Regions from separate parts of the Homo sapiens genome. Here region 1 is linked to region 2. Evidence: read pairs that join two places in POLR2A ChIA-PET (ENCODE). Cell type or tissue: MCF 10A. All regions are shown on one strand. Links, peaks and the distances in the headings refer to the core of each region. The heading gives the core; the rest is flanking DNA.

The links. Peaks named below come from ENCODE experiments on the same cell type or tissue, not always from the same donor. Only the 100,000 strongest peaks of a DNase experiment are listed, where the experiment ranks them.
Region 1: POLR2A ChIA-PET joins it to region 2 with 10 read pairs; 5 of 35 experiments call an interaction of 5 or more read pairs at or near these places.

Annotation. Positions count from the first base shown.
Region 1 is chr12:15,752,329-15,763,991 of GRCh38, forward strand. All of the region lies in intron 1 of EPS8 (EGFR pathway substrate 8, signaling adaptor), which reads right to left. Among named protein-coding and RNA genes, the nearest start is that of EPS8, 31 kb to the right of the region's middle. In MCF 10A, for the core only: no CTCF peak of the experiment used is centred there; a DNase peak (open chromatin) is centred at 5,723.
Region 2 is chr12:15,656,751-15,668,413 of GRCh38, forward strand. EPS8 (EGFR pathway substrate 8, signaling adaptor) reads right to left here. Exons shown (of 21, transcript NM_004447.6): 7 at 9,690-9,772; 8 at 9,006-9,142; 9 at 5,276-5,349; 10 at 3,864-3,990; 11 at 1,747-1,835; 12 at 1,329-1,403. Among named protein-coding and RNA genes, the nearest start is that of EPS8, 130 kb to the right of the region's middle. In MCF 10A, for the core only: no CTCF peak of the experiment used is centred there; DNase peaks (open chromatin) are centred at 6,091 and 7,911.

The DNA of each region.
Region 1 (11,663 bases), core at 3,279-7,278, 95 kb after region 2:
CCCAGCTACAAGGGAGGCTAAGGCAGGAGAATGGCGTGAACCCGCGAGGCGGAGCTTGCAGTGAGCTGAGATCATGCCACTGCACCCTAGCCTGGGCGACAGAGCAAGACTCCATCTCAAAAAAAAAACAAAAACAAAAAAAATAAAAATAAATTCCCCTAAAGAGCTGGCCCCTCTAGCCTAAGTTGAGCCTTTTAGCAGGAGTGAAATATTCCCAGCAATGGAATTAAAAGAAATTCAGGGGCCCAGAGTCAGAAACATTATATTGAGCCCCCAAATTATCTGAGAAAAAAAAGTCTTTATAATTGTAATAACCAATGGGTATGATTTCCCTTCTCCTGCTCAGGAGGTAGAGGAGATGGGCCTGAGAAGTTATACCCCGACAGTGAAGATATTAATAATGATGATGTTGGTCATGATAAAAATAGTAGGAAAATTAATTGTAATAACAGTAATAATTGTAATGCCTCTTTATATTTATCAGTCACATAACACCTTAAAAATACCTTTGAATCCACTATCTCATTGCATTATCATAAAATCCTATGAGAAAGGCAAGGCAAGAACCATTACTTTCCTAACAACATCAACAATATTAGTTGCATCATTTCAGTTACATTATGGTAAAAGGGGCAATTGTGGGATAACCATCATTTATTTATAGCTCTGTGGCTTAAAGAAATGTGACTCAGGCAGCAACTAGATCCTTCAGAAATTAGGATATCTCTTTGAGCTGCAAATCCAGGGCTGAACAAGAGACTCTGGACAGGGCCACAGCAGGAAGACATGCACCACCCCTACCACCCCTGTCCCCTGCAACATGCCAAAGTAATTTTGCTTTGTTTAGAAACATTTATGTGTCTCCGAAACATTATCAAGAAAATTCCGAGATGTTTCTTGTTACTTTTAAAAAGATTTTTTAATAAAGCCAAAATTAAGTAAAATTGTAAGAATGCTACTAGTAATGCATCATAATCATAGAAATCAAAGCTGGTATGAAAATGGAAGATCTCGATGAAGCTCTGTAGAATGACAAGGTCTTTGTGTCTTTTTCAGAATTCCTTCTTGATAGCTTCAAATAGCTCCTACTACAGTTGAGACTGGACAAATCGTAAGACCTGTAAATGCTATTGCTTTTACCATTATACAGATAAGGCATAACTAATACTACAGTACAATCCAGGGACAAAAGCATAAGTCGCATCAGATTCAGTGGATATATTTCCATTTGAGGGAGACCTTGGATGCTCATTTCCATCTTATGTATGTTACAAAGTGGCTAAAAGATAACACGTAATAAAAACTCTAATGCAAGCACATCTTGAACGTATTTCTAGTGATCAAAATAATGATATATATAATACATGAACTATACTCGTTCAATCTCATTCAAATCTGCCCACTTCCTCTCTCATGCTCACTCCAGAAGCTCTGTTTAAACTCGAATATGGTGTTAAATAAATTCCACTCCTGAATTTTATTAATTTGATACTTTCATACTACCAATAAACCATATTTTTTAAAAGCCAAATTTAAACAAAATCATGTAAACATTAAGTAACAATGAGGGCAATTACTGTTTCCAGAGGGTCACTCATGCAAGGAAAGGGACAGCTGGGTATTTCATCTTATACCTGAGGAGGTGAAAGAAAGGCCAGAGCCAATGGTTCACCCACCAGGCCACCATCTGGCTTGGGACCAAACAGAACAACAGAGCCTGGCAAAACAGTCACTGTGCTGTGCCTCCAACTGGGCATCAGCTTTATCCCAATGGACACTCTTTGGGTTCACAGTTTCACACCATTCTCCTTGGCATGAATTCTCTCTGTCCCAAGGAAGGTGAGGAGAAGATTCTGTCACACTAAGTGTTGGCCTGACCTCAATTAAGACACTTGTTCCATTTGGAAAAAAAAAAAAAAGAGTTTAAATGACTCTTGTTCTATAAACTCCAAGAATCCAGAACTCAAACCAAAACTGTAAGCAGAGGAAGGAAAAGATGGAGCTGGCAGAGGTCATGAGCTTGGCAGGAAAGGGAAAAGCAGGAATGGAAATCTTGAATCTCTTCACACGACACCATTTTAAATTTGAAATACAGGGGGAAAAACAAGAAGGATGAGTCACATAATAACATATTCTTGTTTTATTTAGTAGCTGATCTGAGGATTTAGTAGTTGGCATGGCTTGAAAGCAAGTGAGGAATAAGTGAATAGCTATTCATCCTTAGACCCTGTCCAAACAGAGCAACAGTCATATACGCCACCATAGATAAAGAGATCCAGAGAACTCTCAAACCCTTTTTCCATAATTGGAAATTATTTTTCCTTCTTTGAACACCCAACTTCATGTGTTCCAAGTAAATAGTCCACAAGATTTCACTAAAAATGTGAATGAAATTTGTGAAAGAAACCAACAAAAAAGTCTCTACCATATTAGCTTACAAAATTAGAACAACAATATTAGCTCTCTTTTTCCCCCAAGTGTTAGAGACAGGAATGTGGACTGGCTGAGCAATGTGTGCTGTGATATTGTGATGTGACAAGGCCAATGCAATCATTAAGCTCCCTGGGCATTTCTGCCACCTGGTTACTTTCTACTCCACTTCTCCAAGGTAGAAAGGGAAGCAGTGCTGCTTCCCCTCTGAAGCCTAAACCTTGCGACTGCAAATCAAGATACCACCTTGGCCTGATGTGCGCATACCCAGAATGCTGTCCAGTGGTCAGGTCAGCTTGATCCTAGTGGTTAGAGATGTCAGGAGAGAAGCTGAATACAGATTACATCTACCAAAGGTGAGTATAGATGACATCACTCATCTAGAGGCACACTTTCAGAGCCTCTGCAGTCTATCAGCCAATTCCTTCTGTTTTCAAGTTGTTGGAAAATCAAGTTCTCCTTGACACTTGAAAGTATTCATCTTGAGATTACAGACATGAGCTGCTGCACCCAGCCTTTGCTTTTTTCTTGACATGAAATCTTACATGCAAAACCTATATATTCAACAGATTAAAACTGAGATACTGTTGTTGGAGGAGAAAAGGGGCAAGGTAAGCTGAACTCCTGAAACTCTGGCTTTCCCCCTTTCCCACCAAGATGAGCTTCTGACATCTCAGAAGGACCACTGATTTTCGAGCAATCTCTCTGAGCCTGTTTCTTTCATATGTAAAATAAAGATGTTGTCACTGGGTTGTTGCAGGTATTGCATGAAATGATAAACTTAGTAAAGGATTTAGCACAAAAAGCAAATGTAAAGCACTAAATGTATCCAAAAAAAGAAAGTATTCATCTTGGAACCACCTGAAGCAGTGATCTCTTTCTATGGGTTCCCTCCTCGGCAAATCCTTAAACTGGTCTCTTTATCCTAAGTACCCAAACCCACACCTCCACTCAAAAATTTAGCTTTCTCTCCACCCTCGTCCCTTCCTGTCTGCTGCCATTCAAAAGTCTTCCCCCAATGATTCCTTCCTGTCCCTACATTAACTCTTTACTCTGTAGTTTTGCTCCATTTCTTAAATAATTCTATATTCTTTCACCTTTATCTCACCCTCCCAGAGTTAAACATACAGAGCTTCCTATCGCAACTTGCCTCTCAGAATTGTACACTTTCCAGAACTGATTTGTATTTTGATTGCTCCTTCCCCACCTAGATAGGATTACTCTTATATCTTCCTATAATTCTGAAGCAGCTCTAATCACATCTTCCCTCTGTATAAAGATATAACACCATTTTACTTGGCAACAGTTGTAGTCTGACTTAACTTACTAAACTGTTGATTGATTTATTCAATCATTTATGGAGTTTTTCCTGTAGCCAGTTACTTAGGAAAAAATGTTGCTAAATATTCAGTCTAGCAGCAAGTAACAGGTGAAACTGTAGAGCCTACAAAGAAATTAAGTATCATGAGTCTGACCACATTAGCAAAGTAGTCTAGACAACAGGGTTCTACCAGAAAGAGATAACAATGAAATAAATGGACATATTTCTTCTTTGTCTTCAATTATATGTTCTACCAAGAAATTCAAATAGAATTTGGGACAGAAAAATATAAGTAAATTTGCCAGTATCAAACCAAAAACAAATGAAAAATGTATTTCTTAATTATTCTTATATCAGAACCAAATAAACAAACACAATAAGAAAACTATGGTTTCATATTGGCAGAAAAACTTTAAAGGCTCTATATAGTTACCTTTGATCCACTTTTTTTCATAAGCATGCAACCAGTATTAAAAAGCATGGTTCATCTATATAGAATTTACCCAATCAACAACTATTTAGGACAATATATTAGATACTAGCATACTTCGTTAATACATTGTACCTTATATTTTTTCAAAAATCATACAACAGTATCCTGACAGCCTTCACTTCACAGACATTCATTTAGCTCACTATTTCTTATTTACGTAGGAAGAAATTTGGAACATGACAGATCTATATTTTAAAACACATATATTTCTATCTTCAGAAAAAGATACAGTCAAACCCCTAAACTACAGGACTAACAGAACGTCTAACATAAGAGTGCACTTAAAATGTGTTTTCTTTTAATTCTGTGTGATAAGAAAATAATTCAGAAAACAGCATTGACCAGCCTTGGGAGACTAGAGTCTACAGTCATCATAATAACATCATTTTAGTCTTTTGGAAAATAAAAACCTTTCAGTTGAATCATCTTGAAATACAAATTAAGTATTACCCAATCTACACCCCTTAAATGCCATTCATGTTAGTTTTCATCCATAAGCTCCAAGTGGATAATGATCATATCTCATAAATTTTATGTCCCTAGTAACTGTAATAGAAACCTAGAAATATTTATTAAATCAAGCTACAAAATGGAGAGACTGAATAAAATGATTTCTAAAATTGTTACCATTTTAAATACCCTCAAAACAGTGGTGTAGAGTGAAATGTTCTTGACAAGAAACTTGGTGGAAGCTGATTCTATCCAAAATTAAACTTTCCTTCAGATTGCATATTAATAACAAAGAGGTAAAGGTATTTATTTAAGATGAAGAGATGGGCCAGGCACAGTGGCTCACACCTGGAATCCCAGAACTTTGGGAGGCTGAGGTGGGCAGATCACAAAGTCAGGAGATCGAGACCATCCTGGCCAACACGGTGAAACCTCATCTCTACTAAAAAATACAAAAATTAGCTAGGCGTGGTGGCGCATGCCTGTAATCCCAGTTGCTCAGGAGGCTGAGGCAGGAGAATCGCTTGAACCCAGGAGCCAGAAGTTGCAGTGAGTTGAGATCGCGCCACTGCACTCCAGCCTGGCAACAGAGCGAGACTCCGTCTGAAGAAAAAAAAAAGAAAAAGAAAAAGAAAAAGATGAAGTGGCCACCACTTAAGTGATCAAGCCTCATCAGTAACAAGTCACACTGACATTACATGCCCCCTAATGTGATGCAACAGGAAATGCAGACCATCATTTATGCAGTACTCTTGTAATACTGTTTAACCTGTGCATTAGTTATTTACTGCTCTGTAATAAATTCCTCAAAACTTAGCAGCTTAGAAGAACAATAGCGTAAGGTACTAGCTCTCACAGTTTCTTTGCATCAAGAATTCTGACAGATCTCAGCTGGAACAGCTATCTGCTCCTCATGCCTACTCAACTGGAAAACTCAAAAGCCAGCGGTTGGAATCATCTGAAGGCCTATTCACTGTCAGCTTGAGACCTTAGCTGGAGTTGTGTAACATCTTCACACCGCCTAGGCTTCCTCACAGTGTGATGACTAAGTCCCCAGTGCCAGCATACCAGGAAAGAGTGAGCCAGTCTTAAGTCACATAGCATGACTTCTACCTTACTTCATTGGTCACCTGTCAGTCACATGCCCTTGTCCACATCCAAGGAGAGCAAAGACCCCACCTCTCAGCTGCAGGAATGTCAGTCACATTTTTAAAAAGGATGTGAGATAGGCCAAGTATCTTAGTGTAGCTAGTTTTGAAAGATACAATCTGCCACAACCTGAATCTAATCATGAAGAAACAAGACAAATCTATAACGTAGAACATTCAACAAGACAACTGGCCTGAACTCCAAAAAATCAATTTCACAAAGACAAAAAGAGGTGGGGTACATTCCAGATCTCTCCAATAGAACTTTCCATGGTCGTGCTGTTCAACAGAGTATCCATTAGCCACATATGACCATTGAGCACTTGAAATGTTGCTGGTATGTAAGGAACTGAATTAAAGTTTAATCAATTTCAATTTCACATGTGGCTAGTGGCTACCATACTGTACAGCACTGGTACAGATTAAAGAAGGCCTGTCAGAGACAAGATAACTAAACGCAACACATTGGCCTTGATTAGATCCTAGCTTAAACAAACAAAAGAGCTATGAAGGCAATTTTCATATGATTGCAGAAATTTGAAAATAGACTGTATAGCTGATAATATTCAATGAGTGCTAAATTTTTTCAGTATGAAAGTGATATAGTGGTTATGTAGGAGAATGTCCTTGTTCTTAGGAGATATATAATCAGTGATGAAGTGCCTTAATGTCTGCGGCCTACTAACAAATGGTTGGAGGCAGGGAAATATACATACATGTATACAAGGGGGCAGGGAAGAACACATTCAAATACTGTAAAATGCTAATAATCAGTGAATGGGGAGGAAGCATATATGTTCACTGTACTATTCAATGCACTCCAGCCTGGATTCTGGATTCTTCTACAGATTTTTTTTTAAAATTTTTTAATTAAAAGATGCAGGGGAATTAAACTTTCTCCCTTCTCCAATACTTCTTATATAAACCATATTATCAAAATTAGCTTATGTGTTAATATTTCATAATATGGTATTGTTATATCCCCTATGTTTTCTTTTGGATTTCATAATTGCCAACAGAGTGCTATAATACACTAAAAATGCCTCAAAAAACATGTTTTGATTAACTGACTAATTTTAAAAGGAACATCTATTAATTCAATTGGGAAGCTGAATAGTTTCTTGCCAAATAAATGTATATTATGCTTTGAAGGCAACAATTAGCTATACTTCCATAATTTTGATCTGATTCAACACAACTAATTTTATGCAATAAAAAAATTATAATGACCATCTACTGTATTTAATATTTATCCATTAAGAAAGATACTAGCACTGACAAATTAAACCTTTATACACTAAAAAGTCTTCAGTCTCTTAAACTTCAGTAGGAAAAACAGAATTCCAATTGTGTTTTCATTATAAAATTATGGTTACAGATAGACCATATGTTAGGTCACAAAACAAGTGTCTAAACATTCAGAAAACTTGAAATAGTATCAAGCATCTTCCCTGACCACAAAGGAATAAAACTAGAAATCAATAACAAGAGAAATTTTGGAAAATATACTAGTACAAGGAAATTAAACAATATGCTCACGAATGACCACTGGGTCAATGAAGAAACTAAGAAGGAAATTGAAGAATTTCTTGAAACAAATGATAATGGAAACACAACATACCAAAACCTATGTGAAACAGCAAAAGCAGTACTAACAGGAAAGTTTATAGCTATAAGTGCCTACATCAAAAAAGAAGAAAAACTTCAAATAACCCAACAATGCATCTTAAAGAACTAGAAAAGCAAGAGCAAACCAAACCCAAAATTCATAGAAAAAAGGAAATGATAAAGATCAGAGCAGAAATAAGAGAAATTAAAAAGAAGAAAATATAAAAAAAATCAATGAAACTAAAAGTTGGTTTTCTAAATAAACAAAATTGATGAACCTTTAGCCATACTAAGAAAGAAAGAAAGATCTAAGTAAATAAAATCAGAGATGAAAAAGTAGACATTACAGCTGATACCACAGAAATTCAAAGGATCATTAGTGGCTACTAAGAGCAACTATATGCCAATAAACTGGAAAATCTAGAAGAAATGGACAAATTCCTAGACACACACAACCTACTAAGATTGAACTATGAAGAAATCCAAAACCTGAACAGACCAAAAATAAGTAATAAAATTGAAGGTGTAATAAAAAATCTCCCAGTAAAATAAAAGCCCAAGACCCAATGGCTTCACTGCTAAATTCTACAAAACATTTAAAGAAGAATTAATACGAATCCTACTCAAACTATTCTGAAAACATAGAGGAGAGGGTAATACTTCCAAACTCATTCTATAAGCCCAGTATTACCCTGATAACAGAACCAAAGACATACCAAAAAGGGAAACTATGAGCCATATCTCCAATAAATATTGATGCACAAATCCTCAAACAAATACCAGCAAACCGAATTCAATAATACCTTTAAAAGATCATTCATCATAACCAGGTGGGATAAATCCCACCAATACAAGAATGGTTCAACATAAACAAATCCATCAATGTGACACATCCCATCAACAGAATGAAGGACAAAAACCATATAATCATATCAATTGATGCCAAAAATGCATTTGATTAAATTTAACATCCCTTCATGATAAAAACCCTCAAAAAGCTGGGAACAGAAAGAATATACCTTAACATAATAAAAGCCATATATGACAGTCCCACAACTAGTATCATATTGAATGGGGAAAACCTGATAAGCCTTTCCTCTAAGATCTGGCACACAGGAAGTATGCCCACTTTCACCATTATTATTCAATGCAGTACTCCTAGCTAGAGCAATCAGACAAGAGAAAGAAAGAAAGGGCATCCAAATTGGAAAAGAAAAACCCAAATTATCCTTGTCTGCAGATGATATGATCTTATATTTGGAAAAACCTAAAGACACCACATCAAAAACTATTAAAACTGATAAATTCATTAAAGTTGCAGTATATATAATCAAATTACAAAAATCAGTAGCATTTCTACATGCCAACAGACAACAATCTGAAAAAGAAAAAAAAAGTAATCCCATTTACAACAGCCACACATAAAATTAAATACCTAGGAATTAACTAAAGAAGTGAAGAATCTCTATCATGAAAACTATAAAACACTGATGAAAGAAATTCAAGAGGACACCAAAAAATGGAAAATATTCTATGTTCATGGATTGAAAGAATCAATATTGTTAAAATTTCCATACTTCCCAAAGCAATCTACAGATTCAATGAAATCCCTGTCAAAATATCCATGACATTCTTCACAGAAATAGAAAAAACAATCCTAAAATTTATATGGACCCACAAAAGACCCAGTATACCCAAAGCTATCCTAATCAAAAAGAACAAAACTGGAAGAATCACATTACCTGATTTCAAATTATACTATGGAGCTATAGTAACCAAAAAGGCATGGAACTGGAATAAAAACAGACACATAGACCAATAGAAAAGAATAGAGAACCCAGAAACAAATCCACACATCTACAGTCGACTCATTTTCAACAAAGGTGCCAAGAACATACACTGGGGAAAAGACAGACTCTTCAATAAATGGCGCTGGGAAAACTGGATATCCATATCCAGAAGAAGGAAACTAGACCCCTATCTCTCGCCACATCCAAAAATCAAAGCTAAATAGATTAAAGACTTCAATCTAAGACCTCAAACTATGAAACTACTACAAGAAAACATTGGGGAAACTCTCCAGGACACTGAACTAGGTGAAAATTTCTTGAGTAATACCTCACGAGAACAGGCAACCAAAACGAAAAGGGACAAATGGGATCATATCAAGTTAAAAACCTTCTGAATAGCAAATGAAACAACAAAGTGAAGAGACAACCCACAGAATCAGAGAAAATATATTTGCAAACTATCCATCTGAAAAGAGATTAATAATCAGAATATATATAGAGCTCAAACAACTCTACAAGAAAACATCTAATAATCCATTCAAAAAATGGGCAAAATATTTGAATAGAAATTTCTCAAAGGAAGACATACAAATGGCAAACAGGCATACGAAAAGGTGCTCAACATCACTGATCATCAGAGAAATGCAAATTAAAACTACAATAAGATATCATCTCATGCTAGTTAAGATGGCTTTTATCCAAAAGACAGACAATAACAAATGCCGACAAGGATGTAGAGAAAAGGGAACCCTCATACACTGTTGGTGGCGATGTAAATTACTGCAACCGCTATGCAGAACAGTTTGGCGGTGCCTCAAAAAACTAAAAGGAGAGCTACATTATGATCCAGCAATCGCGCTGCTAGGTATAGACCCAAAAGAAAGGAAATCAGTATATCAAAGGGATATCTGCACTCCCATATTTGTTGCAGCACTGTTTACAATCACCAAGATTTGGAAGCAACCTAAGTGTCCATCAACAGATGAATGGATAAAGTAAATGTGGTACTTATACACAATGGAGTACTATTCATAAAATGAATCCTGTCATTTGCAACAATACAGGTGGAACTGGAAGTCATTACGTTAAGTGAAATAAGCCAGGCACAGAAAAACATCATATGTTCTCATTTATTTGCAGAATCTAGAAATAAAAACAATTGAACTCATGGAGAGAGAGTATAGAAGGATGGTTACCAGAGGCTGGGAAGGTGAAGTGGGGATATGGTTAATGAGTATTAAAAAATAGTTAAAAAGAATAAGACCTAGTATTTGATAGCACAACAGGGTGACTATAGTCAATAATAATTTAATTGTACTATTCTGCATAGTGGTTACAGCTATTTTTAAAATAGCTAAAATAGTATAATTGGATTGTTTGTAACACAAAGGGTAAATGCTTGAGGAATAGATAGCCCATTTTCCATGATGTGATTATTATGTGTTACATGCCTGTATCAAAACATCTCATGTACCCCCATAAACATATACACCTTTTATATACCCACAAAAAGCAAAAATACATAATTTAAAAAGAAAACATTAAATAAAAGATTACAGTTAGTATTACTCATACAGGCTTATATTTTAAAATAGATAGGAGTTGCTTGTTGTTGTTTTTTTTCCTAAGACAGACTATAATCATACCTGGATAGGAGGGAAAATGAGTGTGTATGCTAATGCTTAATAGTGATATCTGACTGGGTTCAAACATTAAACTTTCCAAGTTGGTAAAAAATAAATAAAAATGCAAAGCAAGGCAATGAAATAAGGAATACAATATTCAACAACCCTAAAAGATGGCACATGTGGGTCAATTCCAAAATAAATGGAGAAAGTACACTAATCAGAGAACACAGAAAGAGCCTGATCATTGCCTTAGTCTTCCAACAATGTATGTTTGAGGCAACAAAATAAGAGGCAGAGGAGAGTTGACAGCAAGGCAATTTACCATCCTGCACCAGTGACTGTGCCAGCTTCACAACAAGGGGCCTCTGTTCCTTAATGGAAAAGACTCAGAGATTCTCAACTTTAAACAGTATTTATAAAGAAAAGTATGCTGCTCTCATCTAGATGATAAAATTAGAAAAAAACTAAACTCCCAAGGCTATATATGCACACGCTGCATGGCACTCTTCTTTCTCCATCCTGTTTATGAAATTTTTATGTAGCCTTCCCATACCATAGCCAGTGTTGTACTCTAGACATCAAAATCACAAATTCCAGAATGATTTCACACACAGAACATACATAATCCAATGCCTCTACCCCTATTTATGTCCCCATACTTTTTTACAAAGGTATACAAAAATTAATTACCTCTCAAGTAGATTTCTTGCTATTATGAAAACTATGACTAGTTTTTCATTCACAACAATATTCGGCATGGTATTCACACAAAGCTGGAATTTGAAAAATATTCTA
Region 2 (11,663 bases), core at 4,075-8,074:
TATGTTTAAAACTGAATTTTTCACCAACCTCCAAAAACCTGCTCTACCCAGTCTTCCCCATCTTAGTTAATCATCACTCCATCCTGTTAGTCTTAGGCCAAAAATCTGGGAGCTATCCTTGGCTCTTGCACAGTATATCCAATCTAGCAGCAAATTTATAACCAAATCAGACTTCTCATCACCTCCAATGCTACCAGGTCCAAGCACCATAATCCCCCATCTGGATTATTTTAATAATGACCCTAGCTTTTTCTTCCCCAAAATTTCTAAACATTATAGCCAGGGCAATCCTTTTCTGCTGAAAACTCTTCAGTTGTCAAAGGTCTCCCAATCCCTTATAAAGACCAACAGGATGTGTCTTCCTGTTACCCTGCTGATATCATCTCTTTCTAATCTTTTCTTCATTCTGTTGAAGTCACAGCTCTACTTATTCCAAGAACATGCTTTGCATGTTATCACCTCAGAACATTTATACGTTAACTATTCTTCGTCTGGAATTCTCTTCTTTCAGGGATCCACATGACCCATTCCTTACTTCCTTTACTCCAATGACATCTTCTCAGTGAGGCTTCCTTTAACCAACCCTACTCAAAAAGTGCAACACTCCGTTTCCCACACACATAGACACATGCGTGCATCCCCCTGGGGAACTCCCAGTTTTCCTTCACTCCTCTATTTTTCTGCATAGCACGTGATTTTTAGACTACTGTATTATGCAGACATTTATTTAGGTTATTGGCTACCCCACTATGTTACAATATAAGTTCTAAGAAGGTAAGAATTTTTGTCTGTTTTGTTCCTGATGGGCTACTATAAAGCCAAGCACATAGAAGGCTCTCAATTTGTATTTGTAGAACCAGTGCATAAATGAATAAACAAGTCAGAGACAGTTCAAGAGATGAAGGAACACCTCGATAAAAAGAACATGGGTCTCTGAATGACTTCATGGAGCAAACCATCCATCAAGAACTAGACTTCTCATGATTATTTTGTGAGAATGAGAAAAACATCTACGTTATTCAAGGCACTGGATATTATATACTAGTATACGTTGAAATACTGGTATCCAATAAATCTTTATTTCTTTTCATATCCCTAGCACTGTCAGAGATACCAGTTTCCTCAACTATAAAATAAGGTGCTTAAACTAGATGATTTACAGGGTTCTTTTAAATTCTCAAATTTTACATTCTTGATGTTTACACAAATGGCAAAGAAATAGTACCCACGCAAGGTAATGAAGAAAAGCAGTCTAGATAATCCAGACAGACACTTGGGGTTAAAAAATATACTAAGAACGATTCTTTCTTAAACTAATAAAATCTCACCATATTTAATGGAGTAAACAAAAAGTGAACCAAATCTGCAGCACTAGGATTCTGAATATGAGACTTCAGTTTGGCCTGCAACATGAAGAAAACAGAAAACAGATTACTATCAAGCAAGACAGACACTCAGAAAGGTCCAACATAGACACAGAGGGGACGGTCTTTACCACCAGATTCAGTTTTAATATATTCTTTAGCATGGATAGAGTGAGAATAGAAGTCATTGTTTTTCAATCAAGTCTCTTAGATATATATGTTTTAAAATTTGCTGTTTTAACTGAAGGCAAATCAAAACATACACACCCCCACAAAATCTATAAAAACAATTTTATTTCTTAATTTAATCAGAAACATCCTGACTAGATTTTCACCTTTTCCATTTATTTCTTCTAATTCTATATACATAAATTTCACTTACCAGAAGGTTAAATCCGTGTTTAAACTTTTGGAAACAGTCAAGAAATTCATCAGGAGGTGGAGGTTTTGCCCGCAGCGTTAAAACACCCTCTAATGAAATAAGCGAGAGGAGAGGATCAGAGCAAAATCCAAGGAAATTTATTAAATGGAAAAACAAAAACCACATTTATGTCTGTAAAGTTTGAAGATCTCATCAGACATGCTACCTAGTTACCGTGCTACATCTCATAGTCTGACTGTAACAAACTGAGAAGATACAAATTTCAAAATGGATTGCTCTATCCTTAGGCACTACAAATTACTCATTTAATTCCATAAACATACATTGTAGCCTTTCTCTATGGCAGACATTGTGCAAGTGAGTAACTGACAAGCCCTGCTCTAAGGGCCTTAAAAGCTAATAAAATACATGAATCAGATAAATAACAAGAGAAGTACCAATCGTTATGAGAAGAGACTTACCTGGTTGGGAGATAAGGAAATGGATACTTAAAAGGTATTAGATGGAGAAAGTAGCTTATAAGATGGGATTTGAAAAAGTTTGGTCCAGGGTGATGTGGTGGGAAAAACATCATGGTTGGATAAAAACAGCATAAGCAAAAACAAGGAAAGGGGGAATTGCATGTATACGAAACAACAAACAAAAGGAGAGAAACATGAGAATGGAAGGGTAGATCAAGGTTAGATTGTGGATAACCTTGATTTCCAGGGCGAACAGTTGTACTTAAATCAATAGAACATGGAACTAGCGTGCTTTACAGCAGAAGAATGAAGTGACTGAGAGCTTTAAGAAGATTGTTCTCACAGCATGAAAAAGTAGAGGCTTAAAGACTGCTTCGAAAGCAGGGTTAAAAAAAATGATAGTAGCTTGAACTAGATATGAAAATGAAAAGGGAAAAAACTGGATACAGGAGATGTTGAGAAAATAAAATTGATGTTGGCTATAAGCAAGAGAATGAAGTCACAGAAGAATCTGTGGTTTTGAATCTGGGTGATCAAGAGGATAGTATACCTTTCATAGAGAATTTCAAAAGGAATAAGTGGTTTAAGATACCAGGAAGCAATAGTACTTAATTTCAGAATATGTGGAGAGGAAGCACATCCATGTATTCACATGCAGAAGATAAAGCCAAAGGTCATATGCTCATTATACAAATATGTGCTACAGAAAGATTTGGAAGTTATCTGTAATGAAAGGGATATTTATTTACTATTTTATATCTTTCAATCTCTACCATTTTGTCAGAGGAAGTATAAACATTACTTCCATAATTTTAATTTTATATAGCTGAGGCCATTTTAAATAGCTGAACTGCAGCATACTTCAAAATTGTCTGTATGTGACTTTGTATGTGACCTGAATGTACCGTTTAAAGTTTTGTGATAAAAAATTCAAATCTGTTGAAACTTTTAAATATTTTAGTAAGTCAACCCTTTTATTTAACAAATAATATGGTTCTAGTTTACAACAGAATAAATCCAACTACAAGAATAGAGCTATGTCTTTCTTTAACAGATACTTAATTTTACAATAACTAATGAAAACTACAGATAGATGGTCACTGCCTGAATCTCAGTCTCTGTGATTTAGGTAAAACATTCCAGGATCTTTCTTCACTATAGCTGACTTATAACCAAAATGGACTCTTCCCTGAGTTCATCTTACTCTTTGCCTAAATCTCAAGTGCTACCCCAAAACTAGAAGAGGAACCCTAGTCCACAGTCAATGAAGTTTTGCTAAGTAGTTCTTGAGGGTCAAAACTCTGCCTAGTACCAGAGTTCTTTTTTTTTTTTTTTGACATGGAGTTTCCAGGCTGGAGTGCAATGGTGTGATCTTAGCTCACTGCAACCTCCGCCTGCTAGGTTCAAGCAATTCTCCTGTCTCAGCCTCCCAAGTAGCTGGGATTACAGGCACATGCCACCATGCCCGGCTAATTTTTGTATTTTTAGTAGAGACGGGGTTTCATCACATTGGTCAGGCTAGTCTCGAACTCCTGACCTTAGATGATACACCCGCCTCGGCCTCCCAAAGTGCTGGGATTACAGGTGTGAGCCACTGCGCCCAGCCAGTACTGGAGATCTAACCAGGCATTAGAAGATTAAGAAAATCCAACTTACCTCCTGGTCCTTTCCTTTTACCTTTCTTGTTTTTCTTCCTTTTAGAAAGCTCAGAAAATGCTTCTGCTGCTTTTTGGAGTTTTGTGATAAAAAATTCAATGTCATCCAAAATGTGGTTTAAGATTTGCTGAAATTAGAAATTATAGAATAAAATATAAAACAAAACTATTTTTACCTTAGCTGTACTCTGTTAGTAAATAATAGAAAGGTTTTTTTAGAAAAGGAAGCAGCCCACATGCCAATTTCAAGTTTATTACTAATTACAAGAATCAAACTAAATATACCTATAGCCATATTCTGACATTTACATTTTTCTTTAGCTTACTTTTGCTCTATTTTCAATGTCATCAAGGAAGCATTCACAATATCTGCTCAGATTATTATTTTCAATTACTCTAATTTTCTCAGTGTTCTCCCACACAGTTAGGAGGAAAATTCTAAAATAGGTTTTGTTAGAAGAGCACTGACATTTTTGCTTTACTGATAAATGTCCCAATAAAGCACTGACAATATTACTTCATGGAATTAAAGGTATACAGATTGTTGTGATAACCTAATAGCTAGTCTAGGATACTAAGCATTAATAAGAGTTTCCACATGACAAAATAGAATAATGCACCATGCTTTCAGAGATCACTGGAATGAATTTGATTATCTTATATACTATAGTCTTAGTTGCCTTTCTCCAGTATGTGTGAAACTTGACATTCTTCTAATTTAAGACTACAAATTGGGGTTAAACTTTTAAGTATAACATGTAATAGTGTGCTGTAAAAATTGAATTAGAAATTTCAAATTCCTTTCAGTATTTGTTTCTCAATAAGCTGGTAACATGTATATGGTATAAAAAGTAATGTATTAACATCATATTCTAGATCTCATTTAAAGAATGAAAATGCTATAATAAAGCATTTACAGCATTCTCATTCTGTAAATCACTATAAAGAAAACAAATGTAGCATTATCTTTTATAAAAGCTTTACGATTTACAAATCTATCCTTTAAAAATGCCACTTAACTTTTATCTCTTAGGTATTCTAAAATACATTGTTAATAAATGCCAAGAAGACATATTAAAAAGATATTTCAATTATGAATTACAAACGATAATAAAATAAAAATTGTACCATTCCTGAAATCTAATAATTCAGCCTAAGTTCCAATGTAAACTAGTTAATAAGCTGATTCTTCTATCATAGCCCAAGTCTACTAACTAAATATTGGCATAAAGGCAAAAATGTTTAACGAGAAAATAATTCAAAGGGCAAATTCAAAGGGCATAGCCATCACAGGTAACAGAAAACATGGTTTCCATAAAATATCTCTATTTAAATCAGCTTCATTTTCTTATGAAGTTTTCTTTTTCCTCTTAAAAGAAAAGCCAGTGATCTAAAGGCGACTCCTGTACTTACCACATCTCTGTCAATGCGGGCTGCCATCATCTCAGGTGTTTCTTCCTGCTCATGATACTGCCTTGGTTTCTCAACTATAGAAAGGACAATCATAAGTCTTTCAATCTTTTACTCCCACAATACCAATACAGACAATTAAAACATAAAAATTAGTTAAAAAGGAGGACCATTTGCCAAAGGGAACACCTCCACTGGATACACAAGTCAAAACTGTGCTCATCAGCCATGAAATGCATCCTTGTCAATACTAACAGGAGCAGTTGAGCAGAGCTTAAGTATTAGTCCTCTCAACTTTATGATGTTAATTTACCTTGTAATATCACCCCATTCTCTCTCTTCCCTGAGTCAGCTACCTGTAGAACCAACCTTAACTTAGCACCCTTTAATTCCTACACAAGCCAGAAATATAAACCAGCAGTCAAGCTTTTACTTCTCAAAAGCTGGTCAACTAAGTTCTAATGCAACAGAGCTATAATTTTTATACATTCCAACACTGTGACTACAATAAAGCTTTCGGAGTTCTGACAGCAGAGTGCTTCTTAAAATTCTAGTGTAATTAAGCTTAAAACCCACAATGTTGGGCTCATTAATTTTAAGCTACATGCTTTAAAAGCAGACAGAAATTTTCACATTAAAAAATAAATGTCTTAAGACCATTCAGGGTATTAAGGTTGCTCAGTTGGCTACAGCATGATGTTAATCATGAAGTTATTATCATGAACTCCTTCCTGGTATGAGTCAGTTAATACTGCCTCTAAACACAGAGAGTTGTTACAGATATCTCATGGTAGAATAAATTTCAAAATATATGGATGGAACAACAGAAACGTAACACCACAAATGGAAATACAACTCATGATACATCATCGTGACTCATGATGTTCAATAGAGAGAACTGCAAAAAAAAATTGGACACTTTGTATTGCTATTCTTCCTTTACACTAACTTTACCTGTAACTGGAACACTTGCCAACAAAAAAAAAAAAAAAAAGAAAGAAGAAATCATCGTGTCTTATGAAACTTAATTAGCGGCTGTTAACTACTTTAAGATAATTAAAATTTCTATCTATGAAATCTTGCCAGTTAGCTACTATTTTACACATAGATAGCTGCTACCTTGGTTGTAGTGGACTACCACAGAAAGTACTAAGTTGAGGTTGAAATAGCTATTAGGAACTCTACAGAGGCCCCAAAAAATATCATTTGGAGGGCACAGTGAGGGGGAGATATGGTATTTCTTGGGCTCTGTCAGGTCTGAAACACGACTAGGAACCCTAGTGCCACTGGCGCTATTCCACAGAGATCACCTTTGGAAGTCAGGGGTAGATATGCCTCAGGGATTCAACGGAGAAGCAGTTCAGCCTGAGTCAGCTGGAGCATCCAGAGGAACCAAAAAGATATTCCTCCTGAGGGGCTTTCCAACTAAAAACTGGACTGGACCCAGGCCAAACCTGATATAATAAGTCTTCTGTTTAGGCTAGTGGTAAATTAGAAGTTCTGAAAGCCTTATCTCACTTAAACAGATGACATTGCAGAAAATATTTCAGATAAAATTTAATGAAAGCTCAGAAACCCCTAGGGATAAATTCTGTCTTTGTTATAAATTATATTAGGTTCAGCAGGGCATGGTGGCTCACGCCTGTAATTCCAGCACTTTCAGAGGCTGAGGCGGGAGGATCACGAGGTCAGGAGATCAAGACAATCCTGGCTAACACAGTGAAACTCCATCTCTACTAAAAATACAAAATTAGCCAGGTATGGTGGCACACGCCTGTAATCCCAGCTACTTGGGAGGCTGAGGCAGGAGAATCGCTTGAACCAGGAGACAAAGGTTGCAGTAAGCTGAGATCGCACCACTGCACTCCAGCCTGGGTGACAGAGCAACACTCCATCTCAAAAAAAAAAAAAAAAAAAAAAAAAATAATATATATATATATATATATATATATATACACACACACATATATATATGGTTCAACATATAATATACATAATATATATTATATATATTAGGTTCAACATATATTTTTACAGGTTTGTTCAGAATGTCTGTAAACTTGTCTTATCCTTCCTCTACTTCAGACCCTCTTCATCGAAACAGTAACAACAAAAACACCATAAGTACACAAAAAGTATAGAATACAATAAATTACTGTCTTTTAAACACATTTTAAATACAAAGCAGATCAATACAAATTTACATAACTTATGAAAACGGAAACTGTTATAAAATTAAACTACATATCTCTGTTAATTAATTTTTTTTTAAATAAATGCATCAAAGAATTCTTTTTTTCATATCTTTGGTAGCTCGGCTTACATTTCAACCTCTGAAAAAACCTTTAAGAATACAAGAAACCTAAACAAAATAGAAAACAATTCAGAAAGAAAATGAACTCAATTTGGCAAAATGAAAACCACAAATTATGCTTACTATTTTGTAGTAGGTACTACCATAAACATTATTTACTTTCAGATTCAGAGCAACCCATGAATTATTATCCCCATTTCAGAGATGAGACCGAAGTACAGAGAGATAACTTCCCAAGACCACACAGGTAGACATATCAGGTCTTGCTTCAGAGTCCAACTTTTACTCTGCACATCCAAAGTAGAGTCCGAGGTGACTCATTTTTGGAAATGAGTTATATCGTTTAACTATAGTGCCAGATACCCTGTGTGAATAATACTTTACTGGATAAAGAATAAGAAGTTAAGAAGTTCCACTGGAGTAGCGGCAAAAGAATGAGGCTCTAGAGTTCATCAGATTGGAGCCTGCTGAATCACAATTTATTCGTCCTTAAAATGAAGATACTAGACCAAACATATTTTAAGGCATTTTTTTAGTTATAAACATTTCAGATTCTAGTAAAATATTCTAACATATAAAAAGTAACACTAAGTTCTATGTTATAATTGTTTTTAAACAGAATGCCAAGGTGAAATGATGCCACGCTCATAGGGCCCACTTGACAAGAACAGTCATATGATGGATACCTTTTACCCTTCTCCACTGCCAGCAGCCAACCACTGTCCTGACAACCTTTCCATGAATATGACAAACTTGTCCAAAAAGGGACTCTAGTTAGATAATAAAAAATGGAAAGAATGTTAAGTGCAATCTTTAAGAAAAACCTGTATATATTTTGTTGCCATCTTTTTGTCAATCAAGTAAAACTTCCTCTTAGCATTAAAAAAATAAAAAGACTCTAACCCTAATACCATATTTATTAAATGGTGGGTCTAAACTCTTACAGATAATAATCTTAACAAAATTCAAGGCTTAACTTTATTTTATCTAAGATTTGATTTTTTTTTTTTTTGAAATGGAGTTTTGGTCTTGTTGTCCAGGCTGGGGTGCAATGGCGTGATCTCAGCTTACTGCAACCTCCGCCTCCCGGTTCAAGTGATTCTCCTGTCTCAACCATCCCAGTAGCTAGGATTATAGGCGCATGCCACCACACCCACCTAATTTTTGTATTTTTAATAGAGACGGGGTTTCATCATATTGGTCATGCTGGTCTCAAACTCCTGACCTCAGGTGATCCGCCCGCCTCGGCCTCCCAAAGCACTGGGATTACAGGCATGAGCCACTGCGCCCGGCCAGAGTTGATTTTTTAAAAACTAACCTCAAGCTTCAGTTCTGAAATCAGCATCAGAATTTGAAAGCAAGAACTATGTCCCAACCCAAAGTAAGTGTTCAATAAGTATTAATTCTAGGAAGACTCACAGTCCCCTTGGTCGGCTGCCCATGCAGACCAGGCTGCCACTCGACTTCTAACATCCACCTGGGTGACGGTCCCAGGGGGCGCAGGGGCAGGAGCTCTGGGTGGAGGCGGTATACTAGGGTCTGCATTGGAAATCATCCTTAAAAAGATGAAAACAAATAGAATTTTTACCATCTCTATTTCTATAACATATCAATTAACTCAACTTGTGGTACTAGTTATTAAAATTCAAAAAGAACTATGTCAAGGGACAATAAGGATTTCCTAAGCATTACACATTATGCATATTTATGAATGCATATGAAATAAAAAAATTAATAGTCAGCTGAAAACTAGGTTGATTTTCCTTCTGAGTCTTATGTGATTTGAAAGGGCCATGGAACAATTACAATCCTACTGTCTAGCTTGTATTTCCCTAGGATACCTTCTCTTAAAATGCCACTCATCTTTCATGACTCTGTGACTTCCAACACAAGTGAAGCCATATCAGAGAAAGACCAAAAATATGGAGAGAAGAGGAGTAAACACACTGACAAACTTGGGAGAACAAATGTGTTGAGACTACAGGTTATGATCTATACAATACAATAATATACTTCCATAGAAAATAATTTTTCTAACTCTTTGGGGAAAAAAGCCTTAGAAACAAATCAATTCCACTCCTTGATTTCTTTCAATGCTTTTACCTCAGGGCGTCGGGCCGCCTCTTCTGTTTCCCTCCTTTACTGTCACTGATTGCACTTTCAATATCTTCACTAATTAGGTTTGCCTGCAAAGAGACACAAGTTACCTGAAAGTTTATGGATTTTTCTGAGTCTTGATATGTAGTTTAAAACAGAAAAAGGGATTGTTCCTTGTCTGAATCAGTAAGTATCTTGATGTAAAAAGTCTTTTTATAAAAATCTTGCAAAACATGACTCTTGTGGTTTTTATAATGGTGAACTATATAATGATAAGATTTTAAAAACTGAAGAAATTTTTAATGATTATCTTAAAGGGAAACTATCCTTGAATAAAGGCAATGATAGAAAGGATATGTACACGCTAAAAATGAAACTGAGTAAAAATCTCTAATTGGGTAGAAATTAAGGGGTTAGAGGCTCCCACACATAGAACAGAGTTCCTTCCCTTTCTCATCCTCAAGATCCACTGGACACCCATTAACCCAGCAAAACAAATCTTTGAGTTTAAGGCAAATCTACTACACCCATAAGATAAACTCCAACGCTAGGTTTTACCCCTTTGGGTAACCACTTTATTTTGTCACTTCAGGTAAAAGTTAACTTTCTGCAAACAATTAACTTTTCCACTACTTTTCCAGAACATTCAGTTAGATTTTTCTTGGGGAGCAACGTGAGATTAGCAGATACGAAGTTTCTGTTTGGTTGCAAAGTTTGTTTAGAGCCAGTGATCATTACTCTATATTAGAATGTTGATGAGATGCACCATCTATGTTTGGGCCTCCCTGTTCTCTGTAATGTTTTCTCAAATATGTATGTTGTATTTCTTTTACAGTAAGCATCGATAATCATAAAACTTTAGAAATGATGGGATATTTAAAAGAGCATCTCATCAGTTCCTTCTAATTAATAAAACTGAGGAGTACTTGTATAAAAGGGCCTGGCCAAGGTCACATTGCTAGTTAAATGAGAGGCCAATGCATCCCAGTCCAGTGTGACTTCCTAAGAGCATTTAGTTTCAATAAGACATTACAAATATCGTGTCAAAGGCTTTCTGTTACATAGGATACTAAAACTGAAGATGAAAAGATATTTAATTAAAAATAATTATTTAAAAAAACCCAAAATGAAAACTGAAGATGCCTAGGAATCTTCAACTTCTTATACTGGGGCTATTATATTTCTAAGAAAAATTTTACTGCAAAGGTGGGCAGGAGCATTGCATGAAGTCCTATAATAAAGAAACTTTAAAAATCAAAAGCAATATTGCACAATGAGCCATATAAAAGAAACTGCGTTTTTCATTGCCTCTATATTTTTAACCAGCCAAGCGAAAAATGTCTCATATGCAGAGTATGAAACTAATGAGTAAATGCATACAGTGCTTCGTGGTATGTGAGCTTTTGGGGTTAGGACAAAACTATATTCAGTAAATACATTTTGAATCCATTATCATTACCATTCCATATCAAGTAAAGCAAGCCATTTGTTCCCAAACCTAAAATCCAGAAACTTTTCACAGCATAGTAACTTTTAGCTCCCGGGGGGGGCTTTTTAGAACACAGATACAAACATCAAATTTGAAATGTTTTTCAACTTAGGCCTCTGGTTTATAAAAATGTTTGAATTAAATTTCACTATATTTTTAAAGCAAAATATTCCCTTTAATATTTATTGACTGAATATATCTAACCTTACAAAAATTATAATATACTATGACTTTCAAAAGGCACTATACAAAAATCTGATGAATATCACTTACACAAATTACCTAAATGCCAGTTCTTTTAGAAGAAGGTTTTTAGAAAGTCATCCATGACGTAAATTGAAATTAGAAGAAAATTATAAAATACAGTTTACAGTCAATCTTACTTTATCTATCATCTTTAAATGTCAAAAAACACAGAAAAGATCAAGTAACTGTGCTAATCTCCTAGAGTTTCTTTATAAAATAAAATTACATGGATATTTTATAATATA